Linked DNA regions of Homo sapiens: regions 1, 3, 4, 5 and 6 are each linked to region 2. A link is a loop called in an ENCODE intact Hi-C map of the cell type or tissue named here. Cell type or tissue: endothelial cell of umbilical vein. All regions are shown on one strand. Region 1 has its middle 37 kb from the start of PLSCR1. Region 2 overlaps PLSCR4 (phospholipid scramblase 4). Region 3 has its middle 58 kb from the start of PLSCR4. Region 4 has its middle 36 kb from the start of PLSCR5. Region 5 has its middle 23 kb from the start of PLSCR4. Region 6 holds the start of PLOD2 (procollagen-lysine,2-oxoglutarate 5-dioxygenase 2).

The links. Peaks named below come from ENCODE experiments on the same cell type or tissue, not always from the same donor. Only the 100,000 strongest peaks of a DNase experiment are listed, where the experiment ranks them.
Region 1: it touches region 2 in a loop (12-fold over the local background); 2 of 110 quality-filtered maps call a loop at or near these places.
Region 3: it touches region 2 in a loop (7-fold over the local background); 6 of 110 quality-filtered maps call a loop at or near these places.
Region 4: a loop joins it to region 2, with 9 times the contacts of the local background. A loop is called at or near these places in 14 of 110 quality-filtered maps.
Region 5: it touches region 2 in a loop (8-fold over the local background); 6 of 110 quality-filtered maps call a loop at or near these places.
Region 6: a loop joins it to region 2, with 2.9 times the contacts of the local background. A loop is called at or near these places in 2 of 110 quality-filtered maps.

Annotation. Positions count from the first base shown.
Region 1 is chr3:146,504,844-146,509,843 of GRCh38, reverse strand. No RefSeq gene overlaps it. Among named protein-coding and RNA genes, the nearest start is that of PLSCR1, 37 kb to the left of the region's middle. RefSeq lists an enhancer at 2,428-3,093. In endothelial cell of umbilical vein, no CTCF peak of the experiment used is centred here; DNase peaks (open chromatin) are centred at 3,003, 4,123 and 4,853; H3K27ac peaks cover 2,253 bases.
Region 2 is chr3:146,219,932-146,224,931 of GRCh38, reverse strand. It overlaps PLSCR4 (phospholipid scramblase 4), which reads left to right. Exons shown (of 9, transcript NM_020353.3): 2 at 2,840-2,867; 3 at 4,007-4,117. The coding sequence starts at 2,861. Among named protein-coding and RNA genes, the nearest start is that of PLSCR4, 29 kb to the left of the region's middle. In endothelial cell of umbilical vein, no CTCF peak of the experiment used is centred here; DNase peaks (open chromatin) are centred at 731, 1,421, 2,411 and 3,381; H3K4me3 peaks cover 305 bases; H3K27ac peaks cover 3,159 bases.
Region 3 is chr3:146,306,675-146,311,674 of GRCh38, reverse strand. No RefSeq gene overlaps it. Among named protein-coding and RNA genes, the nearest start is that of PLSCR4, 58 kb to the right of the region's middle. In endothelial cell of umbilical vein, no CTCF peak of the experiment used is centred here; DNase peaks (open chromatin) are centred at 1,874, 2,774, 3,214 and 4,024; H3K27ac peaks cover 3,082 bases.
Region 4 is chr3:146,639,094-146,644,093 of GRCh38, reverse strand. No RefSeq gene overlaps it. Among named protein-coding and RNA genes, the nearest start is that of PLSCR5, 36 kb to the right of the region's middle. In endothelial cell of umbilical vein, a CTCF peak has its summit at 3,047 (motif pointing right); DNase peaks (open chromatin) are centred at 2,603 and 3,053.
Region 5 is chr3:146,272,001-146,277,000 of GRCh38, reverse strand. No RefSeq gene overlaps it. Among named protein-coding and RNA genes, the nearest start is that of PLSCR4, 23 kb to the right of the region's middle. In endothelial cell of umbilical vein, no CTCF peak of the experiment used is centred here; DNase peaks (open chromatin) are centred at 1,940, 2,780 and 3,070; H3K27ac peaks cover 2,901 bases.
Region 6 is chr3:146,157,808-146,162,807 of GRCh38, reverse strand. It overlaps PLOD2 (procollagen-lysine,2-oxoglutarate 5-dioxygenase 2), which reads left to right and starts at 1,624. Exons shown (of 20, transcript NM_182943.3): 1 at 1,624-1,927. The coding sequence starts at 1,819. In endothelial cell of umbilical vein, a CTCF peak has its summit at 2,454; DNase peaks (open chromatin) are centred at 977, 1,607, 2,387, 4,937 and 3 weaker places; H3K4me3 peaks cover 3,988 bases; H3K27ac peaks cover 5,000 bases.

The sequences.
Region 1 (5,000 bases), 280 kb before region 2:
TGTGTAAGTAAAAAAGTCAATAAAAGATGAAGCATATCTGTAAAAAAGATGAATATATTTAAAATAAATTAAGGGTGAATTTTATTATTTTGTTATTATTATCATATCATTTATTTATTTATCAATCTTTTAAGTAGGGGCAAGGGCCAAGTGTGGGTCTACTATTCTGCACTGTCTTTCTTCTATAAAAATACACAGTTTATTTTTGTTTCAATAGAGCCAGAATTCTAAGACACTTTCAAAGGTATCTTAGTGTAGACCAGTCAATTTTTACCATGATTTTTCAGTCATTCATATTTGGCTCACCCTTTACTAACTCAGTAGCAATCAACTTTACTGAGTAGACTTAATAAGCATTTTAAAGGAATTCAGATTAACTTACATAGAAACAATCTTTTATATTAATATTTAATCAAAGCAAGTAAAAATATTTACTTTCTGTAACTACAATAATCTTTTGTATAAACTGATTTACAAATAAATACAAATCACTTTTAGTTGGTGTAGAACTTTTGAGAGAGTAGACGTACCCTAGAACTAGAGAGTCAATAGGGACCCTCTTAATGTAATAGTCAAGTGTATTCAGCATAATTTGAGCTAATAATTAGGTTTTACAGAGAGAATAGGAAATGTCAACCCAAGGAGTTGGGTAAATTAAGATCAGTTAAGAGAGTATCTATATTGACTTTCTTTAATAATTATTTTCTGACAAGGAAAACAATAGTCACCATCAATCCAGTAGGTAAAATAATATGACACTTTTTTATACGATTCATGGCTCCCTCAAGAACTTATCTGCTGCAAAAAGTAAAGGAGAAAGCAGGAAAGAAGAAAGGAAGGGATTAAATGAAAAGGAAAGAAGAAAGAAAAGGGGTTTTTGTTTGTTTGTTTCATTAGAAGTCAACTAAAAAATATAGAAGAAATGACGAAGGTAGGAAATGACCATTTGACAGTCATCATCACAATAATTTTATTCCAGCAAGGAAACATCGGTGGCTGCTAAAATTACTGATGAACATTTAAGGAAAAGCAATATGCAGTACTTACATTGTCTCAAAGTAGCTTCTTATAAGATACTTATTAATTTCAAAAAATAAAATAGTGAGTAACTTTACATTTACTGCATGATACAATTCAGCTGAGCTGCCTGCCATGATATGAAAAAGATCTCCATTCCTCCAGTTTCCAATAACAAGTTTTTTTCCACTCATCTGAACCTTCACCTGAAGTGCATTTAATTCTGTATTTCTACCATCGGTCTCTTCATGTTGATGTAAATCTTCTCTAAGATGATCAACATTTTCTTAGAGAAAATACATACCATGCTCCTCACTTCCTTTTGTATACTTATCAGTCATTAACATCCATATCTCTTCAGTCTTGTCTTAGTTGGCACAGGCTGTTACAACAAAATATCATAAGCTGTCTTAAACAGGAGACGTTTAATTCTCATAGTTCTGGAGCCTGGGAAGTTCAAAATCAAAGTACCAGCAGATCTGGTTTCTGGTGAGGGACCTCCTTCTGTCTTGGAGAGAGCCACCTTCTTATTGTGTTCTCACATGGCAGAGAGTCCAAGCCCTGGTCTCTCTTCCTCCTCTTATAAGGACACTCATCCCATTATGAGACCCCCACCTTTATAAACCTAATTGACTTCCAGAGGCCTTGACTCCAAATACCACCACATTAGGGGTGAGAGTTTCAACATATGAATTTGGCAGGAGAGGTACACAAACATTTAGTTCATAACATTCCACCCCTGGCCCCCCATCATTCATGTCTTTCTTGCATGTAAAATGTATTAATTCTATCCCAATAGTAGCAAAATCCATAACTCATTCTCTCATCAACTCTGGACTTCTAAGTCTCATTTAAGAAACATCTAAATCAGATATGAATGAGACTCAAGGTACAATTCATCCTGAGGCAAAATTTCTTTCCAGCTGTGAGCCTGTGAAACCAGATAAGTTACGTACTTCCAAATTTCAATAGTGGGACAGGCATAGAATAGACTTTCCCATTACAAAATGGAGAAGTTGGGAGGAAGAGAGGAGTAACATGTCCAAATCAAGTTCAAAACCTAGCAAACAAATGCCATTAGATCTTGAGGCTCAAGAATAATTCTTTTTAGTTTGATGCTCTGTCTTTGAGACCCATGTCCTGCAAGGCTTTTTTGGGTGGGGGTTGTGCCCTCAAAGCTCTGCAATGTGAGAGTCACATCCACCCCCAAGGCTCAGCTGAGTGAATTCTCATTCTCCAGGCTCCAGGCTGCCACTGTCTAGCCTGTTGAAACCAAGGCAATGGCTCTCTCCCCCATTGAAAACCAAGGAGACAGACCTGATGACCTCTGAATTGCCCTCAGGATTACTGCTTTTCTTATCTTCAAGAGTAGTACACATCTGCAGCTAAATAGCTTGATGTTCTGGTACTGTGGGCTGTAAGAAGTCCTGTAGCTTCTTTCTATTGAAACTGTTTCCATTGTCTTTAGCTCTGTCAATCTGAAATAATCAAAAGAATCAGAATTCAGTCTTGAAGAATTTATTCTAGCAAAAAGTTTGGAATGATCATTAGAGAAACATTGGCTCCAGAAAATGAAGTAAGTTCCAGTGGAGTCACAGATTAGAAAATGAGTCAATGAATATACTTGATGCAAATCTCATGCAGTTTTTTTTTTCTTTTTTTAATAATCAACTAATCTATGTTAACTGAGACTCCTTGTTCTCCAGCTACTCAATCCACAGGTGGCCTGTGGCTCCTGGTAAACAGAAAGGATAGCAATGTAATTGAAGGCTGTTGTGACTCCTCTTATTGTAGGCCAACTTACAAATATCACCAGGAAATAAAGTCTCATCATTCTCATTGACTAGACAATAAAAGAACAATGGGCCTTGTAAGGTGGGAATGAGGAAATGGCACAATTAAAAAAAAATGATTGGTTAACATCAGATTACTTCAGGTTACTTTTTTGTAAGGGTTAAAGCAGAGGGACTTCCTTATTATGCTGACTCAATCAGATTGAAATTTCCTGTTTTCAGGGGAAAAAAATGGTCTGCTTGGGATCTGTCTGTTTCCTTAAAGTTTCAGTATGATTGTGTAACATTTGGCATGAGTGACTCTATTGTGGTTTAATCTGGTTTGTTGGAGTCTAGTGCGTGAGCTCACTCCAAAACAATGACCTCCCACAATTTTTGTTTACACACACACACACACACACACACACACACACACACACACGGTATATATTCACTTTTTTTACCCCTATTGGTTCTCTTTCTCTGGAGAACCCTGAATAATATGCCAACTTTCCTCTTTCCTCTATAATCAACTTCAATGAATATTTCTGTACATGTATCCTTGTGCTCATGTCAAAAAAAGCATTTATGATTATCCTTATGAGTAAAATTGCTGCTTCTAAGGGTCTAAACATCATTATGAAATATTGTAATATTGCTCTCCAAATAAATCATACCAATTTATTGTCTAAACACCAGTGTATGACCATCACTACAGCTTTACATCCCCCATCAGATCTGGTATTGTTGGGTTATGTTTTGTTTTGGTGAATTCCCAATATTTTTAATTGGGAATCTCATTCTTGTTTTCATCTGCATGAAATTGTGAGGTTGAGTATGTTTTCATTTGTTAAAATTAGATGTTCATGTTTCCTCTAATGTGAATCATCTTTTTGCACACTTTAGTAATTTTTGTATTTGTTTGCTGTCAACTTTCTTATTAATTTGTAGAAGTTTCTTTTTATGCAACCAAATCTTTTATAAGTTTGTAGGCATTGTAAATATCTTCTCTCAGGATATGGCTTTTAATTCACTTTATTTGTGAAATAATATTTTTGTTGTCTAGAGAAATTTTAAATCATATCATTTTTTCAAGGTTTGTATTTTTTTTCTTTTGTTTTGAAGGTTTATTTTTCATAGATAGGTCATTACTCCATTTGGAACTTTTTAATATATGAGTAGATATCTAATTTTATTGTATACAAACAGCTAATCGCTCCAATAACAGCAAAGAGTTCATCTTTTCTACTGATTTGTATTGCTACTTTTGCCAGCCATCCACTTTTCATAGATTTATGGATCTGTTTCCAAGCTTACTCTCCTATTCTGTTGCTCAATATTTTTGTATAAACAATTCCCTTCAAATATTCCTGACAGCTTATTTCCTCTTGAATGTTATTCTGGTCTGGTCCCCTTAAACAGCTGCAATTTATTGATGGAACATAAAACAGGCAAAAGGAAGGAGCAAGACACAGAGTTAATTTAATATCCTGATAAAATAGATCAGCCTTTAGTATTTTAACAGCTATATATTATTTATTTAGTAATTTTGGTTTTGTTTGTAAACAAGCAAGTTATATTGTGGTAAAGAAGAAATATGGGAGTCAAAATAAGACTTTAAAGATGTATCTAATTTTGTAATTAAAATACATTTCCTACTCAACATTTTTTTAATTTTATGTAAAATATTTTAGGCTACACTGTGCATGTTTTAAAACCACTTGATTTTAAAGCTTTTTAATAGAAGAAAAAAGATACAAAGCTGAAGTTGTAAGGGTAAGTGTTAAGTATTGAAGTTTTGTGGGCCTAACAAATGACTGGTTTATATAATTTGTAGAATACTTTTTTATTTTACATACTTACCTAATATAAGTGGTGCCTAAATAAGTAATGCTTTATAGGACGAATTGATGCAGGTGGGAGAGTCACTGTGATATGAGACTGTCAGAGGCCTTTGAACCAGAGCAATTCTATTGTGAATAGGGGCTGGATAAAGTAAGTCTGAGACCTACAGGGCTGCATTCCCAGGAGGTTAGGCATTCTTAGTCAAAGGAAGACACAGGAGGTAGCTCAAGACACAAGTCACAAAGACCTTGATCATAAAACAGGTCGTGGTAAAGAAGCCAGCCAAAACCCACCAAAACCAAGATGTCAAGGAAAGTGATCTCTGGCCTTCCTCACTGCTCATTATATGCTAATTATAATGCATTA
Region 2 (5,000 bases):
GAACCTTTGTGTCCATACTCTGTATCTAACTAATCTGATGGGGACGTGGAGAACCTTTGTGTCCATACTCTGTATCTAACTAATCTGATGGGGACGTGGAGAACCTTTGTATCTAGCGCAGGGATTGTAAATGCACCAATCAGTACCCTGTCAAAACAGGCCACTCGGCTCTACCAATCAGCAGGGTGTGGGTGGGGCCAGATAAGAGAATAAAAGCAGGCTGCCCGAGCCAGCATTGGCAACCCGCTCGGGTCCCCTTCCACACTGTGGAAGCTTTTTTTCTTTTGCTGTTTGCAATAAATCTTGCTGCTGCTCACTGTTTGGGTCCACACTGCTTTTATGAGCTGTAACACTCACCGCGAAGGTCTGCAGCTTCACTCCTGAGCCAGCGAGACCACGAACCCACCAGAAGGAAGAAACTCCGAATACATCGGAACATAAGAAGGAACAAACTCCAGATGCGCCACCTTAAGAGCTGTAACACTCACCGCGAGGGTCCGCGGCTTCGTTCTTGAAGTCAGTGAGACCAAGAACCCACCAATTCTGGACACAATACTACATGTATTCTCCAGTGATTTGCTTTTTCTGTTGTGCTATAATTTTGAGATACATCTCTGTCCACGTGCACAGCTATAATTTGTTTTCACTACAGGATATTATTGTATCATGTGAATGTACCAGAATTTATTTATTCAGTCTACCATTGATGGACATTAGGCAAGTTTTCATTCTTTTAAATATGAATAGTGTTATCAAGAACATTCTTGTCTATATCCTGTGTGCATGTGCAAGAGTCACTTCCAGGTACATAACTAGGAGTGTCTAAATTTCTAGAAAGCTGTAGTCATTTTCCTTAACAACAGGGATTACCATCATTAAGGAATATGACTAACCCCTTGAACTCCTTTTACTGGCCCAGAATTGGGTCTGACTTTTTGGTATGCCCCAGAATAAATAAATAAATAAATAAATATTTATTATTTATAATTATTATATATTTGTATTATTTTATATTTAAATATTAATATATTTAAAATATAAATGTAAAAATATATAATATATATTAAATATATATTTAAAACATTTTTACATAATATATATTATATAAAAGTAAATATATATGTTTTAAAATATATTTATATGTATTTTTTAAGCTTGGAGACACATAGGGCACCGTACAACAAACTCCAGCTCCAGAGGTGAGTGGAGATGGTCCAAGACTGGTTAAACTTTCACCCGTCTTGGCAAGACAATCATTTCAGCTGGGAATCTGCATACTGGCTCGTACCATGGCAGTTTTCATTGAGTCAGCTCAGTGTCCATATTGATGACTCACTAATACGTTGTTTGAATGCTTTTTTGACCTACTCTAACTTGATACTTTTTTACTCCACTTGGACAACGCAAATGACTGTATTCTTATGAACATGATCACATATTGAAAAGTACATAGGCTTAGGATTTAGAAGCACTTGCCTTTAGCAGGGTTGGCCATTTACACATTAGAGAGTTGTTATAATCAGAGATATGTGAAAAGAATTGGGCCCTTTGCCTAACACTTGATAAGCATTCAGTAAATTATAGCCTTTGTTGATACTCTTTTTGTTATTTGTCATTACTCAGAACTCAGAAATTCAGATATATTGAAATTCCCTTCTCAAATAATAGCCTTTTTTTTGCCTGACTGAATTCAGAAAAATTTACCTTCACCCTCATTCCTTGTTTCAAATCTCGTCTCAACTTCTAGTCTTCTTCTTTGAGTTATTCTCATAATGTTCCCATACATATTTTTAATTTAAATGTTTAACTTCTTTTAGTCTCTTCTTAAACATGCCCCAGTCTAAACTTTCAATTCTTACCCTCCTCCATCCCCACTATTCCCCCACTATCCTCCTCTCTAGTTTTGTTAATAGGATCACCGTCAACTCAGTTACCTTGGGCTATGACTCAGAACCCTCTTCCACTCCTCTCTTTACCTTAGTCCATCAGCGACTCCTGGAGGCCCTGCTTCCAAACCGTATCATGCCTCTGAACACTCCTAACCTGCAGTGTCACCTCCCCCATCTAAGCTGGTGTCAGCTCTCACCTGGATTGCTGCTGCCATCCCTCACTGCTCCCTGCTTCTACTCTTGCTCTCATTGTATGATGTCGGTCAGATCTGATCACTCCACCGACTGAATCCTCCAGACTTCCCAGTTGCAAATACCAAAAATGCCAAACCCCTTGCCATGGCCTTCAGATGAGATCAGACCTTTATCTGCATGTCTTACCTCAGTTCGCTTCACTCACTGTGGCCCAGTCACTCCTAAACCACTTTCTCTTTTCCTCCCTTCAGTATCCCATGCTCACTGCCATCTCTGACCCTTTGCACTAATTTCCTATCTTCCTGGAACTCTCTTCCCACAATTGTAGTGTGATGTTTATTTTTCATAGTTGAAACAGCTCAAAGGTCACTTCCTGAGACAGGCTTTCCCTGACTCTCCTAGAACTTACCATCCGTGTTTCTCTTAAGCTTGTTACATTGTTTTCCTCATAACTGTACTATCTAACGTTAAACTTTAACATTTCTTGACTTTTTTTAAATCTCATTCTACTACAATATAAACTGCAGCACAGTAGGTGGCAGAGTGTCTGTCTGCTTCATTGCTGTACTCTCAACATCTGTATTAGTGCCTCGTACATAATAGGTGCTCAATAAGTATTTTTTTAATTAATGAAGGGACAAATGTAAGGTAACTGGAGGTTAAAAAAATTACAGAAATCCTTACCTGTGTTACTGAGTAGCAATACTATTTATTATGTATGTATTTTAAAGGCATTAACATTTTTTATTTTTCAGGATTAATTGGAATTCTTCAAAATGTCAGGTAAGTTTTTGTGAATAAATTTGAATATGCTTTATTTTCAAATGTGAATTTTGTGATTATTTTCCCTAAAGGGGGACTTTATTTCGATTTTTTTTTGTTTAACATTTGGCAAATATAAATACGTGTGTGTGTTTGCATATATATATGTATGTATATATTTGTTATTTATGTATATAGACATTCCTATCATTGTCAGAAAAAGATTAAAAAGGGACTTACAGTGGGACACATATCTACTGAATAATCTTTGAAGTTTGTGGGGAAAATTAGGTAATAAAAAAAGCAAGATTTGCAAAGCAGTTCTGCAAAGAGAGGTTGTAGTAATAAAGAGCCTGTGGCAAGGTCCTGCCTTGGTAGAGGAGGATGAAAGTAGGCCTTGTATTTTCTAGTAACTTACATAAAGAGAGAAAAACCACATTTATGGGATTTTTGTTTGCTAGGAGATAAAAGTCAACTGGTTGTTTAGGAAACTCAGCTTTTTTTTGTAGTAAGCAGAGAGAGAAATTAGTCTCTAATCTCAATAAGAAGACAAGGTACAACATCATGAAACTGACTTCAGTACCTCCCTTGCAGCAATTACTGTGACCTAGATTGCTTTTAGAAAGAATACAGTGAAAATGTGAGTCACTGGAGATGTAGACTAAACTATTGCTAATTCAGTTGTGTGTGACACCACTGTTTATTAAACCATTATTTGTTTATGGTGTTATGTTGTGAATCTTTTTAGACAGCACTTTCCAAAAATAATTAGGAAAAAAAATCAACTTCACTCTATAAATGCTTGTGTTCTCCATATTATGTAAAGGGAAAAATAATTTTTGCTATTATGCCAGGAATTTACTTTGTAGATAAGAGTTAGCATCGGGGCAGTTGAACCACTAGTATGAAAGCTCATTGCTTTGATCACAAGCATAATATAATTGTTTAGTTCTATTTTTAAATCTATGTTCAGTTTGAAAATTCATGAAATTTATTAATAGTGTCTAATATATGATGAATTCTTTCTTTAAAAAATATAGGAGTGTATTTTCCAGTTGATTATATTTCTTGATGCATTCCCATAAGAAAGGAAAAAGAATACATTTTGTCATTATATTATTGTTTCCTTTGTAAGTCATGTTCCCTGTCTTCCCCTGAAGGTGTGGTACCCACAGCCCCTGAACAGCCTGCAGGTGAAATGGAAAATCAAACAAAACCACCAGATCCAAGGCCTGATGCTCCTCCTGAATACAATTCTCATTTTTTACCAGGTGGGTTAAATATTCATAAAAGATATTCTCCTTTGCTAAAAACCATACTAATGATTAAAATTGCTTTTTAAGCGAACAAATTAATTGACTGATTTAATAAGTAAATAAATATTGGATGCCAATAGGGTGCCACATAGTTTACTATATGTCAGTTAGAATATATTCCTGTAGCCATAGGATTTACAGGCTTTTAGATGGAAGTTGTGCAAATATTGATGACATTCTCTCCATTCTATATGGAGATATGAAGAGAGTGTTGTAAGGACACAGAAGACAGTATTTGACATTGCCAGGGATTTGAGGAAAGCCCTGACTAAGGAGGTCAAGTTTTGCTGTCATGATAAAAATTTCACAAGCAAAGAAAAGGGGGAAAGGACTATCCTTAGCAGAAAGAATCATATGTCCGTAAGTACAGGGTCATGAAAATCTGGTATGAGGCATGCATGAGACACATGGAAGATGTGCAGAGAAATGGAAGTGAATGGCCATGGGTGCTGATTAAGGAGCTTATCTTTCTGGCAAATATTTTTGTAAGTCTGAGTGCACTACTGGTGATGTCTTGGGAGAATGAATACTTTATACAGTGCTAGTGTGAATTTGAGATATTATGATTGTTAGAAAACAATTTGGCCAAGTTTAAAATTTTAAAAATTAAAAGTGCCCTTACTTTTGGCCAAGGAAATAGTTAGTATTGTCTTTAAACACATTTTAATGACTTACATAATGATGTAGACACTGTAGTAATATTTTTTTAAAATACATATTTAAGCGTATATTTAGAAGTAGAAACCATTGTGTTATGCTCTGAAGGGGGAAAAGAAACCCTGCTATGTACAAGATAATGGCACAAGATAATGGCAAAAGTTTTTTTTTTGAGATGGAG
Region 3 (5,000 bases), 87 kb before region 2:
CCAAGTTGGAAAGAAAGAAGTCAAATTATCCTTATTTGCAGATGACATGATCCCATATTTAGAAAAACCTAAAGACTCCATCAAAAAAAAATGTTAGAATTGATAAACAAATTCAGTAAACATTCAGGATACAAAATCAACATGCAAATATCAGCAGCATTTCTATATCCCAACAGTAAACAATCTGAAAAACAAATCATGAAAGCAATTCCATTTATAATACTACAAAAATAAAATTAAATACCAAGGAATAAACTTAACCAAAGAAATGAAAGAAATCTACAATAAAAAACTATAAAACAATAATGAAAAAAATTCAAGAGAACATAAAAAAGTGAAAAGATAAACTATGCTCATTGTTTAAAAGAATTAATATTGTTTAAATGTGCATAGTGCCCAAAGCAATCTACAGGTTTCATGCAATTCATATTAAAATACAAATGGTATTTTTCACAGATGTAGGAAACAAATCCTAAAATTTTAATGGAACCAAAAAGATCCTGAATAGCCAGAGGAAATCTTAGCAAAAAGAACAAATCTGGAGGAATCACACTACCAGACTTGAAATATACTACAGAGCTATAGTAACCAAAACAGCATGGTATTGGTACAGAAACAGACATATTGACTAATGGAGCGACATAGAGAACCTGGAAATAAATCCACAAATTTACAGCCAACTCATTTTCAACAAAGGCATCAAGAACATACATTGGGGAAAGGATAGTCTCTTTAATAAATGGTAGTGGGAAACTAGCTAAATATCTATATGCAGAAAAATGTAACTAGATCCCTATTTCTCACCATTTACACAAATCAAATCAAAATGGATTAAAGACTTGAAACTCCTGGAAGAAAACATTAAGAAAGTATTTTAGGCAGTGGTCTGTTAAAAGACTATGTAAGTAAGGCTTCAAAAACACAGACAACAAAAGCAAAAATAGACAAATGGAATAACATCAAGTCAAAAAATTTCTATACAGCAAATGAAACAACTAACAGAATGAAGAGACAACCTACAGAATAGAAGAAAATATCTGCAAACTATTCTTCTGACTAGGTATTAATAAGAAGAATATATAACAAATTCAAACAACTCAATAGCAACAAAAATAAATAATCCAATAAAAATATGGTCAAGTAATCCGAATAGACATTTCACAAAAGAAAACATATATATTGCCAATGGGTATATGAAAAATGTTCAACATTACTAATCAACAGAGAAATGAAAATCAAAACCACAATGAGATGTTGTCTCACACATGTTAGAATGGCTGTTATCAAAAAGACAAGAGAAAAAGTACAAACAAGGATGTAGAATAAAGAAAACCTTATACACAATTGATGGGAAAGTAGATTGGTGCAGTCATTATAGAAATAAAATGGGCACACTTACAAAAATTAAAAATAAAATTACTATATGATCTAGCAACTCCACTTCTTGGTACATATCCAAGAAATGGAAGACAGAACTGCAAAAAGATATCTGCATTCCCCTGTTCTTTGCAGCATTATTCAGAGTAGCCAAGACATGGAAACAGCCTCAATGTCTTTTGATGAATGAATATATAAATAAATGTGGTAAATATACACAATGGAAAGTTATTTAGCCTTTCAAAGGAAGAATATAGTGCCATTTGCAACAGCATGGATGGACATGTAGGACATTATGCTAAGTGAAACAAGCAAGATACAAAAAAAATACAGCAAAATCTCACTTACATGTAGAATCTAAAATAGTCAAACTCATAATAGCATAGAGAACAGTAGTAGTTTCCAGGGTCTGGGTGCAGGGAGAGGAAATGGGATAATGTTGATCAAAATGTACAAAGTTCCAGTTATGTAAGATTAGTAAGTTCTGGAGACCTAATGCACTGCATGATGACAATAGTTAATACAGTATTGTATATTTGAAATTTGCTAAAAGAATAGATCTTAAATTAAATCTTGGCACACACAAATACACACGCACATATGGTAACTGTAGAGGTGACAGACACATTAATTAACTGGATTTTGGTGTTCATTTCACATTATATCTGTATATCAAAGCATCAAGTTGTACAACTTAAATATATACAACTTTTTATGTGTCAGTGATATCTCCATAGAGCTTTTTTTTTTAAAAAAAGAATTTATTGGTCTATATGTTGATATTTGTTTAAAATGGATAAGTGGTACAAAGGGGTTCAGTACACAATTATCCAGATTTTTGGTATATGCTTAACATTTTTCATAATAAAAAGATTGTTTGGAGATTTGCTTGGGATAGGAAAAGCATAGACCAATATTTTAATAATAGATCTTCTGGAATGTAAAATCGAGTAAGTTCATCTTCATTTCAGAGGCATATGCATTGCTGGAATTTATTTCAATAAATGTTATCAATTTTATAATTCAAAAAATGACAGATACACTTTAAATGTTGCCTATAATAGCTGGCTCCCTATAGGATGTGAGTTATTAGACTATAATTAAGGCTTTCTAACCCTGAGGACACACTTAAATTAATGAGGGCAACTTTCATATAACAGCAGTTCAAGTCCCCCCGACTTTCAAAGATTAATTTAATCTCTCTGGATGGAACTCAGACATGGCATTTTTTTAAGTCCCGGAGGTGTTCCTTACATGGAACATAGACTGGGAATCATTGGTTTGTGTTGTCAGTCACCAGCTCCTCATTGTACATTACAATCATGTGAAAAGCTTTGGAAAATCTCCATTCCCTGGCCCCAAAACAGAGCAGTGTCATGAGAAAGTTTGGAGTTCCTCCAGGAAAACTTTTGGTTTCCTGTGATTAAATAACTCAAATACTTTGCCTTCCAAATTTTTGCAATCTCACTTCCTGCAATGCATTCATTACTGTTTCCTGTGCTCCAGTTTAGATAAGGGATGATCCTTATTCCTGAACTTTCCTTCAGTTAGAATGTAGGACGACACATGGCCTGAGGGACAGAGGCCGCAAGAAGAAACAAGGTAAAATAGAGGACATGGGTGCAGAATTTAAAGCCCGGGAAAAATAGCAAATGTAATGAGAGCTATTATTCCTGATCATTTACTATGTGCCAACACAGTTCTAAGTATGTTACATGTATTATGTTATTTCAACATATCAACAGTCTACAATGTAGGTATTTTTGTTATATCCATTTTAGAGATTAAAACACCAATGCATAAAGAAAGAAAAGTACTCATGATGGGGGTTGGACAGAGCTAGCAGTCTGGCTCTTGAATCCTGAGTCAAACTCTGAAGTTTGGCACCAGATCCTGCTTTCTTAACCACTAGACTACTATCTAGAGCAGAATCTGCAATGTCAGAACTGTACTCATAATAATATTAGCATGCTATTTGCCTTTTTCATTCTCATAAGTATACAGTGGAATTTTTCACTGTATATTTAGAAGGTTGACATAATTCAGTGAACCAATATATTCCCCATATCCAATGCACAATGTTACAAAATCACACTTGAGTGAAAGATGGATTCAAAGTGCAAGATAGACCAATGGATTTTATTGAAACAAAGTACAAAAGTTCATTGATAAGAGTTGCAGATTCCACACTGCAATGAATCTTTAAGAATTTAGCATGCATTGAATTTTGATGTGAGATTAAAGAATATCCACAATTAATTGAAACAGCTATGGAAATGCTCTTTTCAATGTATTTAATTGTATGAGGATATTTAATTTTTTTATGAAAAATATTCCCAGATATTATGCTGCATAGAGATAACAGAAGATTTTTAACTTGGAGTTTCTTCTTTGGCCTTTAAAATACCTAATGATAAAGATAAACATATTTTACTACTCTGTTTATTCCAGGAGTACTTACTCTGAAAGTCTTGGAAATATATAAATCCTTCATCCTTTGTGATGATAAAACATAATTTATGCTGCATTCTTTAAGGGTTATACTTTATTCCTGCCCTTTGCTAGATTCCCTGTTAATGGGCTGATTGTGTGCTCCAGGTTCCTATGTGGAAGCCCTAAATTCCAGTATCTCAGAATGTGACTGCATTTGAAGATAGTGCCTTAAAAAAGGTGATTAATTTAAAATGAAGCCAGTAGAGTGGGCTCTAATCCAGTCCGACTGCTGAACTTATAAGAAGAGAAAATTTGGATGCAGAGATGAGGAGAGAGGCCTCAGAAGAAACCAAACCTGCCAAATCCTTGATCTTTGCTCCCAATCTCACCCATCACTGTAAGAAAAGAAATTCTGTCACTTAAGCCACCCAGTCTGTGGTATTTTCTTATGGCAGCCCTAGCAAATTAATATGCCAACCTAAAATATTTGATTGATATAAAATGTCTTATTTTCTAAAGAAAATTTGTGTGTGGTGGCGGGAGGGGTGCGGGGTGTACTTTCCACACTAGTATTCATGGCAGCTTTTATACTAGCATTTAATATCTCACAAGTTTACAACATGTTTTTATAAACACCCGGGTTCCCCATATCAGCTTAAAAGTTAAGATATTACAAATACAAATGAAGTGTTGAATGGCTTTGACCAAAATGCTGATAGTGATATGAATAATGAAGTCCAGGCTGAGGTGGTCTCAGATGGAAATGAGAAACTTGTTGGGAACTGAGGTGAAGGTCACTCTTGCTATGCAAAGAGACTGGCGACATTTTTCCCCTGCCCTAGAGATTTTTGGAACTTTGAACTTGAGAGAGATGATTTAGGGTATCTGGTGGAAGAAATTTCTAAGTGGCAAAGCATTCAAGAGAAAGCAGAGTATAAAAGTTTGGAAAATTTGAAACCTGATGATGTGATAGAAAAAAAAAGACAAAAAACGTTTTCTGGGGAGAAATCCAAGCTGGCTGCAGAAATTTGCGTAAGTAACAAAGAGCCAAATGTTAACCACCAAGATGATGGGTAAAATGTCTCCAGGGCATGTAAGAGACCTTTATGGCAACCCCTCCCATCACAGGCCCAGAGGCCTCGGAGTAAAAAATTGTTTCTTGGGCTGGGCCCAGGGCCCCCCTACTCTAT
Region 4 (5,000 bases), 420 kb before region 2:
TCCCAGCACTTTGGGAGGCCGAGGCGGGCAGATCACAAGGTCAGGAGAAGGAGATCATCCTGGCTAACACGGTGAAACCCCATCTCTACTAAAAATACAAAAAATTAGCTGGGCGTGCTGGCGGGCACCTGTAGTCCCAGCTACTCGGGAGGCTGAGGCAGGAGAATGGTGTGAACCAGGGAAGCGGAGCTGGCAGTGAGCTGAGATTGTGCCACTGCACTCTAGCCTGGGCGACAGAGCGAGACTCCGTCTCGAAAAGAAAAAAAAAAAAAAATTATATATATATATATATATATATATATATATATATATATATATATATATTTTATGTAACCCAGTATATCCAAAATAGTATCTTTTCAATCTTTTTAATATAGATAATTATTAATAAATGAGATATTTTGCATTTTCTTTATATTTAAAGTAAGTTTTCAAAATTCAGTGTATATACACTTTCGTCACATCATAATTCAATTAGAAATTCTGTTCCTCAATTGCACCTTATGTCAACTGTTTAATGTCATATGTGCCTAGTGGCCACAATATTGGACAGCAGAACTCTGGAGTCTGGAAGGCACTTGAAATGTAATGTTATCGGAAGAAAAATAAACGCCATTAGTTCACAAGACAACACACTATGGCTTCCTAAATGGTTTCCCTGTTTTCTGTCTTTGAACATTCTGATCATATCAGTAAGACCAACCATATGACCAACAAGTTAAGCAATACAGACTATAATTTAAATCTTTTTATCAGTTTGTCTCAATTTAGTTTTCAACTTAGTGTCTAAGTTCTGACCCAGCCTGAGAGTTTTCATTACTGCACTGCCGCATGTTGCTTAGTCAACCCTGCAGGACTGGGTGTCATTTGGAAGGGGTGATATTCTCCCAGGGAACATTTAGAAACTTGCGGGGGCATTTTTACTGACTTGCTGACTTGAGTTTGCTATTGTCATTTAATGGGCAAGGAACAGAGATGCTAAATATCCTGTCAAGGATAGGAAAACCTTTTTTTTTTTTTTTTTTTTTTTTCAGTGGAGTCTTGCTCTGTCGCCAGGCTGGAGTGCTGGAGTGCAGTTGCATGATCTCCACTCACTGCAACCTCTGCCTCATGGGTTCAAGCGATTCTCCTGCCTCAGCCTCCCGAGTAGCTGGGACTGCAAGCACATGCCACCACGCCTGGCTAATTTTTGTAGAGACAGGGTTTCACCATGTTGGCCAGGATGGTCTCCATCTCTTGACCTTGTGATCTGCCCACCTCAGCCTCCCAAATGCTGGGATTACAGGTGTGAGCCACAGCGCCCGGCCCAAGAAGACATTTTCTAACCAAAATGCCAATAGTTGCTCCAGCTAAGAAATACGCGAGCTCTCCAGAAAAAGGAAAAAGAGCCAAGATGTGTACAGTTTGCTAATTTTCATGGTGTAAATTCTCGCATTATGGCTAATTTCAGGCAACCAACCTGAAATTTTTTAAAAATGGATATAAAGTATTTTTAAAAATTCCTTTTTTTGGTGTAAAATTAGGGCTCCTAATGCCAAAAAACATGTTTGAAAAATATATTATAGTCACTTTTACTTAAATCATTAAAAAGTTAGCATATATAACAAATTCATAGTAAAGATTAACTTTATCTGATAAGGGAACTGCGAGCTGGAAAAAAATTAAAAGTTGACTTTAGAATATTATTTAATGTTTTATTTTTTATGAAGAGATAAAGAGAGTACAATAATGTAATAGTTACGTGTGCATATATATATATACATTATGTGTGTATATATACAATTTTAACAAAAATTTAAAAGCACTGACAACTGTGATTCTATTTGAGAGGGAGACAGAAATTATAATCTCACATGGGAGTTGTATTATCCTTAGTTTACTTGTATCTACTTGAAGAAACAGGGAAAACATGCTTCCCATTGAAATACATATATTTTTCTATCCCAAACTGTCAATTTTGAACTTAAATATTTAACTTATAAATTACTATTTTATCCTATATTCTTTCTGAACCTTAAATCCCATATAAACTTTGAAAATATAAAATATCCAAATACCCTACATTGAAAGAACTTCTTAGTTGATTTAAGAAAATCATGTAACTTTGAAAAAATTTTTGTTTTAATACTTTGTATCCTTGTTGTCTAAAGATTTCAAACTTTTAAAAGGCCAGGTACATAGTTTCATGATTTTAACCTAAAATTGAAGTATAACTCTACATTTTTGCATTCATGGTAATATATAATGAAAAAGATTAATGAAAAACACTTGAAAAGGTAAAATTTCTGAATTTAATGAGAAACCAAGCCAACGTATATTTGGAAACTATTATCTCTGGATTAAATATAAGTTTATTGGATATTTATATCAATTTAGAAATACATACATGTATTGAAATACTAATAAACTGGCATAGAATTTTTTCTCTAAGAAATTACATCTCCCAAGTATGTATAAGGAGGCTGATATTTATTGCCAGTACTGTCATAATAAAACAAATGTGCTTTTCATTTTAGGGAAGCATTGTTATCAAGAAAAAAATAAACAGGGCTTATACTATGAAAAATACTTTCATAGAGAAACCAAAAACATGACATCATATCGCCCCCTATTGTTTATAATGGGGTATGCATCAGAAATAGTTTCCAAATTGTATACAAATAAATGGACATTTTGGTAACTAGTGGTGACTTTCAGAGTAGACACAAACATTAAAAAAAAAAAAAAGAAACTGGGTTCTTAAGAGGGCACTTCCAAAGAGTTTAAGATTTACAACTTGAATAATTTGCCCACTGAAAAGGAAAATTTCTAAGAGCTCCAGAAGATACAAAGTAAAACCCAATTGAGTGACAGTAACAGAAAATTTAATTTAATGTGTATTTTGAATTAATATGCTTAAATATTTTCTATCTTATGAAAATAATTACCCCAACAGACACCATACATGCCCATATAAAATGGGTATCATATAACATAACCCAAACATTCAAGCACCATATAAAAATACCCCAAAATACAATCTCTCCCAGAGGAAAGCAGGTGTGATAGACGGACTAGCCACATGATGGCAATATTTCACCATGTAGATGCAGATAAACCAGCATTTGAGAGTGAGAATCTCCTTGAGTTAAAGAAAGTGCTTAAAATATGAAGTAAATAAAGGTCTATCTTCTGAAGTAAATATTACCTAAACCCCTACCAACTATCTCCATTTTAGTATGAATCAATATGCCCTTTACAATTTTATTTGGTGGCTATGTTAATTTTCACATATAATCTACTCTACATGCAATGCATACATTATTTCAACCTTTTAAAACATTCTATTAAATTTAAATTTTCAATATGTGAGGAATATGATGACCCTCCCCCTCAGAACAGTTATGTATTATTGAATACTATGTTGCAGACCTGAGCTACCTCCCTAATCTATTCCAAACCTAAGGCCTCTCCCTCAATCAGTCCCCCAAACCCCTTCCTAGTAGGAGAACCCGACACACACCTTCTGGACTCCACAGCTGTTCCTGCCATCCAAATGGCAAATAGCCCTAGGGTTTGTGGGAATCTGATTATCCTTTAATGGAAATGCCTAGAGTGGGGAAATAAGACATTCTCATTCTCCTGACAGCTGGGCCCAAAGTGGCTTTCTAAGAGAATCTTCAATTGTCTATGATATTGATGACAATTAAACAATTGGGTCCACAACATTTGAAAGAACCAAGAGGTAATATTTGATTAATTACTGTGATAAAGATAAAAGCAAGTGACTATTTTTCTACCATGTAATATCTTCATGTTATATCTGTAACTTTATATGTAGTGAAAGTTAACTCATTTTCTGAAGTATTCTCATATATGCACTATTTATTCATTCACTGACTTATAAGGTGATAAGGGTGATAACTTCTCTACATATTAGCATACAATCCAGATCAAAGATGCTATCTTCTTAGAAATTAACTTATGTCATTGTATCATTCTGCGATCAGAGGGCAAGGTCTCAGCCCTCTCACATATGGGTACCCTGCATCATGAGGAAATTCATTCAAGACAAATTCTAAGTTCTTTTTACAAACCCACCACTACTGAAAGAGAAAGCCTCACACCACATTTCAAAAACTAACCAATAGCAATATTTTGGCTAAAAAAAAAACATGTTCCATCATTCAGAAATCAGTTGGAAAGCAATGAGTATAAAATACACACACACACACACACACACACACACACACAAATACATAAAATTAGGACTACATTACAGTTTGCATGACTAACGTTCAAGAGGACGTAATAATAAATATGCATTTCAAGGAAATCAGTTAGACATGAAAAATGATTAACCACATAACAAGTAACAGGTACTCTGAACATCATAGTCATATATATAGATGTGTGTGTTTGTGTGTGTGTATAAATATATATATTTGATATTACAGAGCAAAGATGAAAGAAAATATACTGAGTTATTCATAAACATTTTTGTACACTGATTCCACTTGTACTCAAGATCCCAAAACCTGTGCACCCCCAAAGCAGATGAAGCCGTTATAGTACAGAAATTCAAACTTGATAGAATACTGCTATATATATTTACAAAATAAAGATATATTTTCTTGTTTCACTGATGTTACAGAATATTTCTAAAAATACATTTATTTCATAAGAAAAAAATGTGTCATTAGAAATTTTCTTTTAATTTACAGCTAACCAAGAATTTTAGGATGCTTGATCAGTGTTGTTCCATAGATCAGTGATCTGAGGAATCATTAGTAACCGTAATTTACACGCAGGACGACTGAGATGTAAAAAAGCCAAGGAGTAAGTTGTGTCCTGCTGACTTGTTGTAGAGAGAAGAGGGGAAAAGGATTGTAAAAATTTTGTACAGGGGAATTTTGTTTCTTGGCAATAAGAAGCTCATACACACAAACATGGGTATTCTCATCCTTTACTAATAATATATATGGGTATAGAAATAATTATGGATTAAATTATTTCATTTA
Region 5 (5,000 bases), 52 kb before region 2:
TTAACTTATTTGTTCCTATATCCAAAAACATTCTAATTTTGTTGAAAACCCCCTTAGTGCAAAGGATAGGAATGTATAAACATGGTTAAATAAAACAATAGTTTTACCTCCCTCTTTGGATGTGTACAATAGTAATGGGGAAAAAAATACTATACCAATTGCCATTGGAAGATTTAATTTAAGAAATATGTGTTTAGTGATTGTTAGCTTTCAGGATGTAATTAAAAATATTCTTGGATTTTAATATAATTAAAACAAGGTGAAAATTAGAAAAATGGAACAAACAATATGTCCTTGGCAACAATGTCTGTGCTACTTTTTATTTAATTAACACTCACTAAGTGAATCTTCCAGAATTCTAGTAAAAGATACAATGCCAAGATAGGTATTGAGGCTGGGCATGATTGCTCATGTCTGTAATCCCAGCACTTTGAGAGGCCGAGGTAGGAGGATCACTTGAGGCCAGGAGTTCAACACCAGCCTGGGCAACACAGTGAGACCTTATCTTTATTTTCAAAAAGAAAAAGTTATATATTGAATTCAACCACTATATCTTAGCCACTATGCTAAGAACTGGGGTTTTATAGTTACCAACATAGATGTCATCTTTACTATAGTTTATAGGGAAGATAAACACATACATATACCTACAAAGCTGATTGTACATACCATGTGAGAATGATGATAGGGAGAGCCACTGGTGAACCCATAGAAATATTATTTAACCCAATGAGATGAAGGAAAGATAGTGTATTTATTAGTCCGTTTTCACACGGCTGATAAAGACATACTGAGACTGGGCAATTTATAAAAGAAAGGGGTTTAATTGGACTCACAGTTCCAGGTGGCTGGGAAGGTCTCACAATCACAGCGGAAGGCAAGCAGGAACAAGCCACATCTTACGTGGATGGTGGCAGGCTAAAAAAAGAGTGTGCTTGTGCAGGGACACTCCACCTTATAAAGTTATAAAACTCTGCCTTATGAGACTTATTCACGATCATGAGAACAGCACGGGAAAGACCTGCCTCCATGATTCAATTACCTCCCACCAGGTCCTTCCCACAACACGTGGGGAATTCAAAATGAGATTTGGGTGGAGATATAGCCATACCATATCAGATAGCAAAAAAAGAAAGGGTCAGAAAAGCTTTGGGAGCAAGGCCTAAGCCAAGTCTTATAATAGGAGTTACACAGGTAAAGGGCAGAAATAGGGACTACAAGTAGAAGGGGATTCGAGAAAGAGGAGATGACATGAGAAAAGAAAGAGATACGACAAGCAGCATGGGGCATGGGGCATTTGCTAGCAACTGGGTTTTGATGAACACAGTGTTAGGAAATGTTGAGAGAGAAGGTGACAGACAAGCAGAGGGGCCGCATATACATTCTAAGAGGTTGGGCTTTATCCTGTAGGTGCCAGTGAGACACTGAAGGATTTATTCAGGGTACTAAGTGGTTAGAATTGTATTTTGATTATATCATTATGACTGTCTATAAGATGAAGACAGTTTAAATACCTTAGTGGTATTAAGATGATAAAAGAGGAAAATAATTTGAGAAATATTTGGGAGACAAAATCTATACATATATAAGAATTGATTAGAAGTGGTTAGTAAAGTACAGAGAAGTTTGGGGGAAGAATCCTGGTTTCTAGCTAAGTGGATTACAGTGCTGCCAATCAAGACAAAGAACATACATTAATATATCTGGAATAAAATCAGTTTGTTTCTGAAACTGTTGAATTTAGAATGTCATGTGATAACCAGAAGGAAATGTCCAGTAGCTGGCTGGATTTGTGAGTCTGTAGCTGAGGACAGACATATATGTGGGAATGAGAGGTCTGGGAATTTTTAATACTGGGTAATCACTGAAAACATTTAAAAAGATGAGATTATCCAGTAGGGGTTTGCCAAGTAATGCATCCTGGAGAACATAAACATTTAAGGGTTGTGTAGAAAAGATGTCATGAAAGAGGCAAAGAATTCCAAAAGTATGAGAACCAGAAGGGTATGATGTCAGGGAACAGAGAGCCAGGAAGAGTAAAATAAAGTCTGAATTGTTTCCACTGAGTTTGGAAATTTAGAGGTCACTGGAGAACTATGTCAGAATCATTTCCGCAGAAAAATAAGAGAGCAAGCCAGATTGTAAATAGCTGAGAAATGAATGGGAGATTAAATACAATAATAATCTTGGTAGGGAAGAAGAGAAGAAATAAGATGAAATTTTGAATGTAGGGAGAAGTGGATACAATAGATGAATTATTTTGGATGGGAGAGATAGGCCTTAATTTTGGCTAAGGGAGGAAAACAAAAGGCAACAAGTTCAAGATACAGGAGGTAGACATTTCAAAGGGATAGAAGGGACAGAGGGACTGCCAGGACAAAAGAGAAGGGACATAGAAGGAAGCAGATACTTTCTTGTGCATGTTCTCAATCCACAAATGCAACATCTGTCTGCCCAGGGCCCAAAGGTTGGCACAATATGCTGGTACAGGGTGGTTAATTGAAATGGAGTCGACTCGACCAGGTTGTCATGTCCAACTTTCACATACTGCCAGAATGGGCTTGTATGTTTTGTATTAGACAAATACAATCTTGAAATTAAGAATAAACTGAACTTTCTATCATGTTCTATATTCAAGAAAAGGTTCAAGTGTGTGTGTTTTCACCTGGCAGACCAACTCCCTCTTTTCTGTGCTGTTTGAATTTTCATAAATCATTTTCACAATCAGGAAATATATTGAGTGCTTTGTTTAGTTGTGTTGTGTTTTTTGAGACAGAGTCTCACTCACTCTGTCGCTCATGCTAGAGTGCAGTGGCACGATCTCAGCTTGCTGCAACCTCCGCCTCCCAGGCTCAATGAATTATCTTGCCTCACCCTCCCCAGCTGGGACTACAGGCGCATGCCACCACACTTGGCTAAATTTTTTTTGTAGTTTTAGTAGAGATGGAGTTTCAGCATGTTGCCCAGACTGGTCTCAAATTCCTGACTTCAAGTGATCTGCCCTCCTCGGTCTCCCAAAATGCTGGGATTACAGGTGTGAACCATTATGCCCAGCTAGGAAAAATATTGATATTTTCATTGTGACCATAACAAGGTCAATGGATTAGGTTAGGAAACAGCTGACTAAATTCAATGAATGGGAAATGAATGGAGGATTTTGTTTTGTTTTTTGTTGTTTTTGTAACATTAGTCCAGAAATCATTACATTCAGAAGGTAATATTTATTTACTCAGAAAAAAAGATATACAAACATTGAAAACAAACTAATTCTATATATTCGCTGGAAGTAACAGACTTATTTTTTAAATGCTCTATAATTTTGCATTGTTTATTTTTGGGTCTGTAGACCAACAGATTTCTACTAGTCCTATTTCTCTAAGATTTTACATTCATCATAGTATAATTAGAAAAGAAAGAAATACTATGAAAGTCAGACCAGAAAAAGTAAAAAATAGTTTAACAAAACTTTTTTTTCACTCCTTATGTAGCTATTCATTACACAAATGTTTGAATTAAGAATATAGGTGTGTGGTACAAATAATTAATATTTAGGAAGAGGTTTCAAAACAACATACCTTGTTATATTTGTGATATTCTTCCATACCATTAATATTACATATTTACTCACTATAAATCTCCATTATTCTTATAGGGAGCTATGGACTATATGTGAAATAGAGGTAACAGCAGGAAACATCCTAATCATAGCAACGTGGATTAGCAAAACTTTTGATAATTTTCATATATTTGTGAGTATAGAGCACTAAGTTGCTGACAAAGAAATTAAGTTTTTAAAGCTAATGGACATGGTTTGTAAAATTATTTTTGTATTGAGTCATTGTAAAATAATATTTAGTGGCCCTGTTACTGTGTAAAAGGTAAAATTTTGTATGTAAAATTACACTTCCAATATTTTTTAATTATTCTTGGGCATTTATTTTCCCCCATATATTTGATGATCCTTTTAGTCAATTTTTTAAAAGTTAGGGGTTTTGCAGATTAAAGTAATATGTTAATTACTATGTGTTGATTTTTAATATCTTGGGTATTCTCATCTAAAAGCATTGCCTACATGACCTAGATTTTACAGTATTTATTGATATTTTAGTCTCCTTCATGAAGGCCTAATACATTTTTTACTAAATTTATTTTTAAATTCTAAAATTGTCTCCGCTGTGGGCAGGTTTTTTTACTCTATTATTTTCTATGACTATTGGAGATAATATTGGTTGGGAGAAGCAGAAAATAAATTTAATAAATGCATTCATAAATATATGCATTTTAAATGAGAAAATCGCATATTATTTGAGAAAGAGGGTACAATAATTGCAGAGATCCTGAGATAGGTGAGTAGTCTTGAAGTTTAAGAAACAGAAAGATGCCAGTGTGGCTGGAGTAAAAGCAAGAGAATAAGAGAGGAATGGGAGATGAGGTCAGAGCTACCAAATCATGCAGGTCGATATGAGGACTTCGGGTTCTACTCTGAAAAGACTGATGATAGAATAAAAACAAGCAAGCCAGCTGTTTTTCTCGGAGATACCTGAAGAAAACTCCTCATGATGCAGTCAAATATGCAAATACTCCTATTCGCCTATGCTCTGTAGGAAGGATCTGTGTATGCTTCAGTTTCTTCTTGGCTTCAGTATGTGAATCCTGGCTTTCAGGGTCTCATCCAGTCTGAGTCCATGGTTCTGCATCAGTTGCTCACACCATAGCCACCATAGAACACAGTGCCTCACTTGCACACAGACACCCATGGACATTAATATCCATTTTACTTAGGACTAGCAGACACATATGAGTTAGTGATGAAGGGCAGGGTGACCTTGCAGTCACCACCTTTCTAAAGACTCCTGCTACAAAAACCAAAACTATACACACACACAGACCTCTCTCCCTGCCCCACACACACATGTAAGTATAGACATATATACATACACCTTCGTTTGATTCCACAGTGCTCTCTTCATTTCCACCTTCTCATATCTCAAAGAAAATAA
Region 6 (5,000 bases), 62 kb after region 2:
GTTCTTAAAGATACTGGAGAACCAAGGAAGCAAGAAGTCAAGTTCAAGGAGTTTGGCAATTGCAGGTTTGGCTTTCTGGAGACAGATCTGGCCAAAACACCAGCCATTCCTAGCAGAGTCCTTGGACTCAGAGGACTGATGCTGTTTGCTTTGTGCCTAGTTTTATGAAGCTGTACTTGCCACACATGAAAGGCTGTTATTAAGGAATCCATCTTTTAGCTTTTTTTTTCCCCTTCAGACTAAATAAACCTTATTTCATTCTTCTCACAGGTCATAGTTTCCACTTCTTTAATTATTTGTTACTCTTCTCAGAACTTTCTCCAGTTTTCCTCTTCTTTTAAAAAACTGAGACCAAACCTTCAAAACAGAGTAATAACTGGCTTAGTTCTGGGCACAGGAAATGATTCTTTCTAAAATGTCACATCCCAGGCAAGATTTCTTTGCAGGGTTTTCCACCTGTTTTTAATGCTATCAAGATGAAAGCATTAAGTTCATGTTATCTTGATATGTTAATTTTAGACAAAACGTGATCATAATGGAACACATTTTTCCATAATTTTCTGTCTTAATTTCAAAGGCCCAGAGTTATAACGGGTGTTGTCTCGATTCTGTTTTTTTCTAATTTCACGAAAATTTAGGCAGGAGATTCCAGAATGGTAGCAGTTTGGTTCTCTTTCTCCTATAAAATAGCTTATGTCATTAAATGTATGAGGCAAAACTGTCAAGCTTTTTTCTTAATTGTGCTTTTGCTCCCACTCATTCCAACAAGTTAAACCCTTGGCTAGTTAAAATGTGAGAACAGAAAAAAGGGAATTTTCTTAGACATCAGTCAAAAGTGGAAGCAGTGGGGGCCAAGGCTCAGAGATCTCGACCTCTCCGACCACGTCTTTGGGAGTAATTTTCCATGCGGACTGGAGCACGATCTTGTAAGCACAGCCCCGGCATTACACACGTTGGGCTCCGATTCCGCAGGATTTACAAGCCTCATTACTGGAAAGAGTCTAAGGCTCTCTTGGCACAAGCGGCGGAGCAAGAAATGTTCACTGGACAATAAAACTTTCGGTTTACGGAGTAAAATAAAATCACGGCCTTCCTTTTACAGGGTGATGAACCTGCCCCTGAATTAATGAGGGGCGATCCATTTCCATGGCTTAAGAGTCTGGCGAGGTCCCAGTCAGCCAAGATTGCCGCAGATTTGCAGTCACTTCAGACTGGGTGGAGTATCCAAGTCCATAGAAGAGCAAATTCTCACCCTTCGAGGCTGCTGTGGAAGCTACCGGGGCTGGGACAGCAGAGAGGAACCCAGACGGGAACACCGCCCTCCCGCCAGACTCCCGGCGGCTCCTCCTCCCTCTCCCAAACCCACTCCCAAAGCTAAGTGCAGGCTTCCCCGTTCCAGCCAGAAGCGCTGCGTGAGCCTCCACACGTAGCCGCAGGCAGCTCCTTAAATAGCGTCCGCGCTGAGCAAACAGTCCAGACGTGGGGCCCAGGAGGGCGAGCTGAGGCGACCGCACCGGGCGCGCAGCGGCGGCGGGTCAGCCGGCGGCCAATAGCCAGGGCGCGGCCCGCCCCGTCGCCTCCCCTCGGGGAGCCTATAAGGCCTCCGCAGCGCCCCGGGCGCCTGCTGCTCCGTGCCTCCACCGACGACCTCACTCAGCTGCGTTACGCGCCGCTCCGGCTGCCGGCCGCGCGCCTTGCCCGCCGGCTCCCGCCCGCAATCGGCGGCTCAGGGCGGACCCGGGTCTCTGCGTTCTCGCGAGAAGCGCGGCGCTGCGGGGCCGTGGGCGCCTGAGCCCGCGCGGCCCTCGAGGGCCGAATATGGGGGGATGCACGGTGAAGCCTCAGCTGCTGCTCCTGGCGCTCGTCCTCCACCCCTGGAATCCCTGTCTGGGTGCGGACTCGGAGAAGCCCTCGAGCATCCCCACAGGTGAGCACCCCGCGGTCCGCCGCTGTCCCGCGAGGCTCGGCCGGCGGGGGGGCAGTTCATTCATCCACCAGCCCTTCCGCGGGGCTGGCCAGGTGAGTAGTGGGGGCCTGTCCCTCCTCTCCAGGACCGCCGGGGTCTTCCCCAGAATTGCGGTCGGGCGGCGCTGGTCCCTGGGGAAGTGTAGGGGCACCCGCCCTCGTTGACTCCTTGGAGTTCTCGGTGAACTCAGCGTGCCCGAATTTCCCTGCAGAACAAGTTGGAGTTTCCTTTTGGACTTGCAGGTCATGGGCACCAACACCTTTCCTGCAGCTCTCCTTTCCCCTCCTTTCCGAGAGTTGGCATGGATTTATCCTTGATGGACGAGGCAGTACTCCTTCTGTGACCTAAACACGGGGCTTAGTGTACTTTCTAATTGATGGTGACACATTCCTTCCAGCACCCCAGGAAGCAGCCGGTAACACCTCCCTCTTGCCAAAAACAACGCTCGCTCGAAAACCTTAGTTGTTTTCAGTAAGGCTGCCTGGCTACCCAGTACCTCCAGGCGGCAGCTTTCTTCCTTTGGGATCTGAAGGGGAAGCTGTGGACACACAGCTGCTCCCCTTACCTACCCTTTTCTTGAGCCCGGTGCTGTCTCTCGTTTTCAGAAGCTGTGTAAAACAAAACGTTTTATATTTAGCCAGATTAAAGAGAGTTTCACCACGTCTGTCTAAACATGCTTTGCTGCCTTTTGTGGCACATGAAAAATCCTTGGAGTTTTCCACATTTGTGCTCTTTGTGCTCAACTCTCTGAAATTAGATCTTGCATTTAAATGACCTTCTAATGTCCTTTTTGTTTTGTTTTGTTTTTTGTTAAGTCATCTTGGCACCATTTTTTCCCCCAAGTTTATAATAGAGTGCTTTTCTACTTGAACTTTTCTTAAGCCTAAGGACAGAAATTTCTATTTCAGAGTTACATTCAGAAAGTGACATTTGGTTTGCAGTCCAGCTAATCCATGTAGCGATAGTTTTGTCTTCATCTTTAAGTGTTTCAGAAAGCGTCAGCAGGCTGAACTGCCTATCTTTCTACAAAACAGTGCTTGCTTTGTTAGCTTGAGAAACTTCAGCATTCAGATGGATTTCTATCAGTTACAGGATGCTTTTCTTTCTGTTAGGTATATGTGACCATTTAAAAATGGATTTCTGAACCCGTGTGATTCCTCTAAATTTGAACTAAACTTTTGCATAATTTAAAAATATTTCTTCTAACATAATATCTGGAAAGTAGAAAGTAAATACTTTCAGCAAATTTGGAAGTAGAGAAATTTAAAAAGGAAAAACAGAACAAAAAGCCTTCCCCAGAAAAATGTCTTTCTTTGTTGAAACACCCAAGGAGACTTTAACTGGGAAATAAAATAACCTCTAAGGACTTTGTAATATTTAGAGAGGCCTCTTTGGCCTTTGTATATTTTATTCCACTTCATTGCCAACACCCCTAACTTTTTAATAGAGGACATCCCTTTGTATCTGCCTTTATATTTATAGTCAAAATCAAATTCCCTTCTCACTCTGGATTTTAAATTTCATGGAACTGGACAGTAAACTTTTAATGGATTGTGATATCAGAGAAAGAGAATTTTAGGTATGAAAGTTTCCTCAGGAAACGACCACATGAAACCCACTGTTTAAATCTGAGGACTGGTCACTTGGTAAGCAGGCATGGAGAATTCGGTTAGGGTCGAAATGTGGGAAAATACTAATTTGTGATAGGTGAAGCCAGCAGTAGTCAGTTTGATTACAAATTTCGGTGTAGGTAGGTGTTCTCATAGGTTATGTGATAAACTAATAAATGTAGAGGTAAACTGCTTGATAAAGTGGGCAGAATCATGGACTGTGGTCTATTTTATTCTTTACAAGTTTCAACTGAAAATTACTAAATAGAAGCTTATTCGTTGACATAAATATCAAGATCTTCTATAGGACCCTAAATTGTCTAGCTTAATAGTTCTTTAAGAAGAGTGCTTATCATCTCTAACCCTGTATATTTGTCAACATGTCCCAGCTAACCAAGAAGAAATGGTTTAAATCACAATTTCTTGGCCCTATTGACATTTTGAGCCAGACACTTCTTTGCTTTGAGGGACTATCCTGTGCATTGATGTTTAGCAGTATCCTTAACCTCTGTGCACTAGATGCCAGTAGTATAACCTTTCTAATCTGAGCACCAAAAAAACAAAAAAGGCCTAATGTCCCCAGAGGGACAAAATTGCCCAGGGTTAAGAATCCCTGGATTAGACTAATCTATTTGTATTTGAGGCAATATGGCATTATAGTGTTACTGGAATGATAACAGCAAATTATTTTTGAAAACAAATATTTATAGTGATTTTCAGTTTACCCACTGTAGTTGGGAATGTGATACACATTCATCAATTTTTGGAGTGTAGTTTTTCCTAGCTCTGGTGCTTTGTTGACCAGAGTTGAGAACATAGATTTTTGTTAAATTTTTGAGAGTTCTGTGTGCTGTATTGATTCCTTTTGGTTGCCACTTTATTCTTAGCATGGAAAGACTAAATAAGATTTTGGCTAAAATAATCATTTTCTCTGAAAATAACGTATAGGAATTGTTACCTGAAAATTATATCCTTATGGGAGCTTTCAGAGGCAGAACCTTCTTAATCAGTGCCAGTAAATCAGGTTCATACCCTGATTTATCTTTCCTGCCCTTTCTGCCTTCTAGATGGGATAAGGAGAAGGTGGATGTATTCCTGCCAAGTCTTTGCCGTCATGTCTCCAGACCTGGATAAAATTTGTGTGTGTTTTCTGAGGCACCTTACTATTCTATGATCCAAACTGGGCAGAAACCAAGTTTTGGGCAAAAACAAAGGAAATGGTTTCAAATGTTTCTGTCAAGACCAGTATTTTTGTACCACATTCATTCATTTATAAACTCTCTAATTTACTGTGGTACATTCAAGGAAAAAAGGAAAGGTTTGTCCCTATCTACTGATGCAAACCAGCAATTTATGGGGTGGAGAGGAAAAGAGCAAGGGCCTGGAGAAACCTCTGGAAGAGAGAGGGTCTTGTCCTCTGTACT